2 separate regions of the Homo sapiens genome follow, and region 2 is linked to region 1. Evidence: read pairs that join two places in POLR2A ChIA-PET (ENCODE). Cell type or tissue: GM12878. All regions are shown on one strand. Links, peaks and the distances in the headings refer to the core of each region. The heading gives the core; the rest is flanking DNA.

The links. Peaks named below come from ENCODE experiments on the same cell type or tissue, not always from the same donor. Only the 100,000 strongest peaks of a DNase experiment are listed, where the experiment ranks them.
Region 2: POLR2A ChIA-PET joins it to region 1 with 8 read pairs; 2 of 35 experiments call an interaction of 5 or more read pairs at or near these places.

What each region holds. Positions count from the first base shown.
Region 1 is chr22:38,611,273-38,615,672 of GRCh38, reverse strand. The region is part of intron 11 of FAM227A (family with sequence similarity 227 member A); the gene reads left to right. Among named protein-coding and RNA genes, the nearest start is that of FAM227A, 43 kb to the left of the region's middle. In GM12878, for the core only: no CTCF peak of the experiment used is centred there; a DNase peak (open chromatin) is centred at 1,871.
Region 2 is chr22:38,146,845-38,151,244 of GRCh38, reverse strand. The region is part of intron 2 of PLA2G6 (phospholipase A2 group VI); the gene reads left to right. Among named protein-coding and RNA genes, the nearest start is that of PLA2G6, 33 kb to the left of the region's middle. In GM12878, for the core only: no CTCF peak of the experiment used is centred there; a DNase peak (open chromatin) is centred at 195; H3K4me3 peaks cover 380 bases.

The DNA of each region.
Region 1 (4,400 bases), core at 315-4,314:
TACAGAATCAGGCCCCCCCACTGCAGGTGCCTGGCACCCATGCCCTCCCACAGCACCAGGCACTGGACTTCCTTCTGCCTCTTGGACGTGCCAGGTCTATGCCTGGTTGGGCCTTTGCACTCGCTGTCCTCTTTGCCTGGAATCTGCTTTCCTCAGGGATCCAGAGGGGAAATCTGGTTCCTCCTTGTCCCTCAGATGCCAGGTTCACTGTCATTGCCCTAGAGAAGCTGTCCCTGACTGCCAGCCTCTGTCTTCCCATAACCTATCTCAATCTCTGTACAGTACTTATCTTCCTGTTGGGTTGATGTGTTGTTTAGAGTTTGTCTCCCTCTCTTAGAAGGTAAACTCTGTCCGGGCGCGATGGCTCAAGCCTGTAATCTTCAGCACTTTGGGAGGCCCAGGCAGGCGAATCACTTGAGGTCAGGAGTTCAAGACCAGTCTGGCCAACATGGTGAAACCCCATCTCTACTAAAAATACATAAATTAGTTGGGCGTGGCAGTGCGTGCCTATAATCCCAGCTACGGGGAGGCTGAGGCAGGATAATTGCTTGAACCAGGGGGCGGAGGTTGCAGTGAACCAAGATCGTGCCACTGCACTCCAGCCTGGGTAACATTTATTGCTGTTCTATCTCTTTTACCTCCTAGAACAGACCTAACACAAAGAAGACACTTAACAAATATTTCTGGACTTCGTGAATGAGGTCATCTATGTAAACTCTTGGCCCTGTGCTTAGCATATGACTGTGCTCTGTAAACGTCAGTTCCCAAAAAGTGCAGATGACATAGGTGCTGCAGAGGGACAGCCATCACCCAGAGACCAAGACCAAAATATTATTCAGTGTTTGGGTACTGCCTGTCACAATGGCTTGAAACAAGCGTGTGTTCTTTGTACTGAAATACATAAACTCTTCTGACAGTTATTTCAGGAACCTAGTTAAGAGATTCCATTTACTGCCCCCAAAATAGAAATAATCAAAAACTCTGGAACCTTGAGCACAGCTGAAGTTTTAATGGGCAAACCAGGATAGAGGGAGTAATTGGGTTTTGTGGTGGGGATAGAGCCTCTCTCATCAAGAGCAGACACGTTTTCCCATCTGCTCAATGAAAGAGCTGGCTGTGTTCAAAATATGCATTTCAATGGCAGTAGTCTGTCTGAGAGTCCACAATTCAGGGGAATGAGTTGCAATTACTTTCCATCTCTGGTCTCCTGTCTGCCCTTCTCTTGTTTAAGTGTTAGGGATTTGCACAGTGGAAATGCAAAAGTATCTAACCACAGAGCTGGCTTCTGCTATGAGACCCAGCTATAAATTAGGACACCCACCTATTAGAGACTGAGTCATTTGTTCATTTAATAAATATTTTTAAAGATAAAAAGTTTTAGGAAATGGAATCTGAGGGAGAAAATGATAGGGAGAGAGAAAACCAGGGAGATGAAAAGAGCAGCAGGCAGGATATTCTCTCCTGCGTCTCTTTGCACAGTAGCTCAACTCTGTGTCCCCCTTTCCCAGCTCCCCAGGTCCTAAACCTGGAGAAGTAGTATATAGTTGAGAGACCAGACTATCAAATTAGGCATGGACTAGAATCCTAGCTCTTAACCTGGCCAACATGGTGAAACCCTGTCTCTACTACAAACACAAAAATTAGATGGGCGTGGTGCCATGCACCTGTGGTCCCAGCTACTTGGGGGACTGAGGCATCTCTTGAACCCAGGAGGCAGAGGTTGCAGTGAGCTGAGATCGCACCCCTGCACTCCAGCCTGGGCAGTAGAGCGAGACCCTGTCTCAAAAAAAAGAATTCTAGCTCTCAGATGAGTCATTTCATCTCACTGAACCTCAGTTTTCTTATCAGTAAAATAGGTACCTAGAGAAATCAGTCACAATGTGGGCGTTAAATATGATCTTACATGCAAGCACTCAGCAAACAGCATAGCACAGAGTAAGAACTCAATAAACATTAGCTCTTAATCATATTATACAAGGGTGGTACCTAGAGAAACACAGCTGGAGATTAGGAAAAATGATGTCTTTGAGCCAGGAAGGCATACATTTCAGGGACTCCCAACATCCGTGAAACCCAGTTGTACACACCTTCCCCGTTATATATGTCAGGTGCAAACACATAGTATTAGGATCCTGAGCTTTGTCTCTGGGAAGATGATGAGATAGCTAGAAACTGCATTGTCAGGGTCCAAGGACATCCCTGGGCTGGGACCTTGGACCTAGATCCTTGCAGGGGGGAAAACAAACAAATTATATATATCATATATATTATAAATATATATTATATAATATATGTTATATATTATATATGATATATATTATATAATATATGTTATATATTATATATGATATATATTATATGTTATATATTATATATGATATATATTATATATGATATATAATATATGTTATAATATATGTTATATATTATATATTATATATATAATATATATACAGCATAGATATATATAATATAATATATATATATTATATATAATATATATACAGCATAGATATATAATATATAATATATATATTATATATATAATTATATATAATATATATATAATTATATATAATATATATATATAATTATATATAATATATTTACATATATATAATATATATATAAAAATATATTTCTTTGTAGAATTTTTGTAGTGCCAAAAAAAGACAGTGAAAGAAGGCCTCTGTAAGGAGGAATCATCACCAAAGTTCTCAGTTGCAAACTGTAGAATCCACTCTAGCTATTAAGCAGAAAGAAATGTATTAAAGGTGCACAGCTACCCTGGAAGAGTCTCCGTGTTAGCTTCAGAGGCCATGCTGCCAAGAATGATGGCCAAACCATACTGCCTCTGCCAAGGTGTGCTACTGTGTGCCAGTGTGACTGAGGACTGGATGTTAAAAGTTCTACTCTACTCCTTGAAAAACCAGTTGCTCCTGTCAACAGTCTCTCCAAAAACTGGAGTCCGCATACTTCCCATTTCCTCCCCATTGCTCATTTCCATCTTGAAATCTCAGGCAGGGGTGGTGCATCTGCAGGTAGAGCCTAGGTGAAATGTCTGCACCCCAGCTGCAACTTAAGTCTCTTACCTTGGGGATGGGTTTCACATATGTGGAGAAGAAAAAGCACACATGTAACAAGTAATGACCCCAGAAGATACCATTTGAGCTGAGAACCAAGAGATGAGGAGTCAGCCATTGGAAGAGTAAATGGCAGAACCTTCCAGGAAGAAGGGACAGCATGTGCAAAGGCCCTGAGGCGAAAAAAAAGAGCTCGAGTGTTCAGGAAACAGAGAAGGCCAATACTGTACCCCAGAGAGTGAGAAGAGAAGCACAAGCGAAGGCTGGGATGTTGGCAGGGCTGGATGCTGCAGAGTTGTAAGCATCATAGAAAGGAATATGAATATGGATATAATTGAAGTGCCATGATAATTCATTACATTAGGGATGACATGATGTGATTTATATTTTTTAAAGATCACACTGTCTTTTGAATATGGAGGATGTATTGGAGGGGCACAGAAGACCAGCTGGGAGGCTTCCGTATTTGTCTAAATGACAAATATGGAAGGTGGCAAGAAGCAGACAGACCTGACGCATTGGGAGATGGATCTTTCAACACTTGCTAGTGGGTTGGCTTTGGGAGTGGGGAGGAGAAGTGGGGGAAGAAAGGACGGAGTTGAAGGTTGCTTCCCAGGTGTGCGGCTTCAGCATCTGAATGGTGCCATTTACTGAGATGGACAGCGTAGGGTTTGGGTTAGTGGAAAGCTATCAAGAGTTCAACTTTGAACTTGTTAACTTTAAGATGCCTATGAAAAGTGCAAATGAAGATAGATGCCAAGTGGGTAAATATACAAGACTGGACTTTGGAGGAGAGACCTGGCTTACAGAGAGAACAATTTCTACCCAAGCCAAAATATGGGAACTAGGAGTGCACGACTACAGTGGAACCACGGGCAAAGGCACTGGGGTACAGTGCTGGCCTTTCTGGGCTTGGTGCCAGGAGACCTACATTTCCATCTAAGTGATGCACCTATCAGTTACATTGCTTGAGGCAAATCTAGGCCTCAATGTTTTTATCCACAAAATGGGCATCGCGACTGGTATTGATTCTTATAGATTCAATCTAGGGGTAGGTGATGTCCCAGAGATTGTCGTTTAGTTATGTCTTGTCAGAATACCTACTAATTTAACCAGAATTTTCCCAAGTTCAACAGCATAGATATAGTCAGTGTCCTTAACAATAAGGACTCAAGATTTTTGCAGCTCTTGCCCATACCTGCTAATTCCAGGTCTGCGCAGCTCCCTCCGCACCCAGACATTTCTAGGCATCCCTAGATTGTATCTCATAGTAGCTCAAATTTAGGCTCCCCAACCCCCAACTCTGTACAATAACAA
Region 2 (4,400 bases), core at 67-4,066, 460 kb after region 1:
AAGAAAAAGCTTTTGTATTTCCTTTCGTGTAGGTCTGCTAATGACAAAGTCTCTGGGTTTTTTGTTTGACTAGAGAAATGTTTTAATTTTAACCTTATTCTTGAAGGTTTTGTTTTTGTTTTCATTTTGTTTTGTGTGCTAAGTACAGAATTCTCATTGGCATTTATTTATTTAGAGACAGAGTCTTGCTCTGTGGCCCAGGCTAGAGTACAGTGGCACGATCTCCGCCTCCCAGGTTCAAGCGATTCTCCTCCCTCAACCTCCTGAGTAGCTGGGGCTACAGGCATGCACCACTACACCTGACTAATTTTTGTATTTTTAGTAGAGACGGGGTTTCACCGTGTTGCCCAGGCTGATCTCAAACTCCTGAGCTCAAGTGATTTGCCTGCCTTGGCCTCCCAAAGTGCTGGGATTATAGGCATGAGCCGCCGTGCCTGGCCAGCATTTATTTTCTTTTCAGCTCTTTAAGGAAGTCATTCCATTATCTCTGGGTTCCATTGTTGAGAAGCCAGCTGTCATTCTAATGGTTGCCCTTTGAAGATAACTTTTTTCCCTCTGCTATTTTAAATATTTCCTCCTTGTATTTTATTTTCAACAGGTGTAATGTGGCACATATATCAGCAATTGTTATGTTACATACAATACATATTGTGCAACATATGTATCATTATCAGTTATTGCTGTGTAACAAACTACTCCAGAACACAGTGGCTTATAAAAGGAATCATTTATTTAGTCCTTAAATCTGCAATTTGAGCAGAGCTCAGTGGGAAAGCCTCAGCTTTACTTTATATGGCACCATATAAGGTAACTCGCAACTGGCAAGTTGGTGCTGGCTGTTGGCTGGTAGTTCATTCAGGGCTCAGGGCCCAGGACCAAGAGTCGTCACCATGGCTTGCTTCAGCCTCCTTGAGGCATGATGGCTGGGTCCCAAGAGAAGAGAAATAGAAACTTCCAGTCTCTTAAGGCATTGGTCTGGAAGCTGGGACGGCATCACTTTTGCCATATTCTGTTGGTAACGCAGTTACATCGCCAGATTAAAGGGTAAAGAGATACAAATTCCCACTGCTCAGTGCAAGGAATATCAGTGATTTTAGGGGGCCCTGTTTTAAAACCCCTACAAGGTGCTAAGCGTGGATTTCTGGGGCTTTCTTGTTTTTTGTTTTTTTCTATGTGTTTTTTTTTTTTTTTTTGGTGGTGGGGTCAGGGAGGGCTTATAGGGTATGTTAAATCAGCAGAATAATTTTATTTATTTATTTGGAGATGGAGTTTCACTCTTTTGCCTAAGCTGGAGTGAAGTAGCGTGATCAGAGATGGAGTTTCACTCTTTTGCCTAAGCTGGAGTGAAGTAGCGTGATCTCGGCTCACTGCAACCTCCGCCCCGCTGGTTCAAGCAATTCCCCTGCCTTAGCCTCCCAAGTAGCTGGGATTATAGGCACCCACCGCCACGCCCGGCTAATTTTTATATTTTTAGTAGACATGGGGTTTCGCCATGGCTAGTCTGGAATTCCTGACCTCAGGTGATCCACCCACCTTGGCCTCCCAAAGTGGTGGGATTACAGGTATGAGCCACTGTGCCTGACCTATAATGTTTTTTAAAAATCAGTTTTGGAAAGTTTGCAGACATTAACTTTTCAAATGTAGCTTCCATTTGATTCTTTTTCTACTCTGCCTCTGATCCTCCACTTATGTATGTATGCTAGATCTTTTATTAGATAGTCTGTGTCTCTTATGTACTCTACTATATTTTGTATTCTTCTGTCTCTCCATGCTTTATTCTGTTTACTCTTTCCTGATTATATTTTTTAATTTTGTAATTTCCATTTGATGCTTTTTTGATCATTCAAAACTCTTCACCAAAATTCTAAATTTCCTTTTTTAACCTCTCGAATGTTATCACAGTTACTTTAAAGTCTATTTTGGATAACTTAAATATTTACAGTCCCCTCACAGATATGTTTCTTTTGTATATTGTTTCTGTTGGTTTTCTTTCATGTCTTATCTCCACATATGCCTGGTGAGTTTTGATTATGTGTTGGTCATTGTATTTGCAAGTATGCTCGTAGAAATAATCTGGAATGGCCGGGCGCAGTGGCTCATGCCTGTAATCCCAGCACTTTGGGAGGCTGAGGCAGGTGGATCACGAGATCAGGAGATCAAGACCATCCTGGCTAACATGGTGAAACCCCATCTCTACTAAAAATACAAAAAATTAGCTGAGCATGGTGGCACGTTCCTGTAATCCCTGCTACTCGGGAGGCTGAGGCAGGAGAATCACTTGAACCAGGAGGCAGAGGTTGCAGTGAGCCGAGATCACGCCACTGCACTCCAGCCTGGGTGACAGAGCGAGACTCCGTCTCAAAAAAAAAAAAAAAAAAAAAAAAAGAAATAATCTAGAGCCTAGTTTGATGTTTCCTTACAAAGAATGAATTTATTTTTGCTTCTCCCATTGCAACTAGGATAACCTCAGTCTAGTTTCTGGAACTGAAATCACTTGAGGCTGAACTGTGGTCTCTGTGAGAGCGTGTCTGTGTATGGCTCACCCTTATTCCTAGGCTACGTAGTTCTTTAGGACCCTAACCCAAAGTAAGAGATGTTCATCAGGGCTCTCCTCTTGGCAGACGCCTGGGCTCCAGTCCCTGTGTCCTGAGCCCCATGAGGCTGTTACTGGTGCTGCTCGTCTGCCCATCCTCTCCAGTAACAGCCACCTGAACACTGCAATTCCTGGGTTTCCATCATTCCTTCCAGCCTGGTGAGTCATCAGTGTCTTTTGAGGTATCCAGTGCCTGCCAGCAGATGTTTTTTAATAATTTGTCCAGCATTTCTGGCTGTCCTCAGTAGGTGGTCTGTTTCACATTCCCTAGTCTGCTGTTAATGGAAAGTGGAAGTTCTGAGAGAGAATCATCGTTCCCGTCAGCATTCAAATGCCTGATTACACTTTCCCCATTCGCTATCCTTTCCTTTATTTGCTCCTCACCACAGCAAAACTCCTCAAAAATATCTATCTTTGCAATCTTCAGATTCTCACATTGTGTCCTTAAACCCACTTTAATCAGGCCTTGGTTCCCTCCATTCCACTAAAAGTAATGTTGTCAAGGTCGTGCATGCCTCCGTGATGCTAATTCCAGTGATGAGTTTTCAGTTGTCATTCTCTGACATATCGGCAACACTTGATGTGGAGTACCCTGATGTTGAGAGGCTGGTGAGATGAAGGAAAAACCCAGCCAAGGGCAATGAGGAATGGCTTCCTTCCGCCTCCTCCTTCCCTATCTTTGTTGTGGTTTTTGTTGTTTCTGTAACACTGATTACGTTATAGTTTATTTAATGTACTTCCTTATTCTATGTTTTTACTTTAGTCATTTTGTTGATCTCCTCCATAATAACATAGGCTCGGGCCAAGCACAGTGGCTCACGCCTGTAATCCCAGCACTTTGGGAGACCAAGATGGGTGGATCACTTGAGGTGAGGAGTTCGAGACCAGCCTGGCCAACATGGCGAAACCCTGTGCCTACTAAAAATACAAAAATTAGCTGGGCGTGGTAGCAAGCGCCTGTAATCCCAGCTACTAGGGAGGCTGAAGCAGGAGAATTGCAGGAGAATCACTTGAACCCAGGGGGCAGAGGTTGCAGTGAGCTGAGATCGCGCCACTGCACTCCAGCCTGGGTAACAGAGTGAGACTCTGTCTCAAAAAAAAAAAAAAAAAAAAGGCTTCAGGAGGGCAGAGCATTTTATGCAATTGTTCATTAATTGACCCCTCCATTTGGCACAGATCACATGCCCAGTAGTTAACTGTTAATCAACGCACTCTCTGTGGAACAACAGGCTGGTCCCGTTGAGCCAACACTCTCTGGGCACTGCCTTCACTAGACTCTGGCTGGCTGCTGCGCTTGTAGAGGTATGCAAGACAAAACCTTTTGGTATGTTAAAAGCCCTGGTCAGAACTTTAAGTAACCATCACTGACATATAATGGTTATGGTTTTGAAAGTGCTTTTATAGTGGTTTTTCATCTGTCCTCACAGCACCTCTGGGAGGTAGGTAGGACAGGTACAGTTAGTCTCATGTTTCAAATGGGGCTCAGAGAGGGAAAAGGATTTCCCAAGATCACACAGCACCTTAGTAGCAAAACTTGGACTCAACCTCAACACTTAAAAATGAACAAAGCTGGCCGGGCGCAGTGGCTCATGCCTGTAATCCTAGCACTTTGGGAGGCCCAGGCAGGCAGGTCACCTGAGGCCAGGAGTTTAAGATCAGCCTGGCCAACATGACAAAACTCTGTCTCTTCTAAAAATACAAAAAATTAGCCGGGCATGGTGGCGGGTGCCTGTAATCCCAGCTACTCAGGAGGCTGAGGCAGGAGAATCACTTGAACCTGGGAGATGGAGGCTGCAGTGAGCCGAGA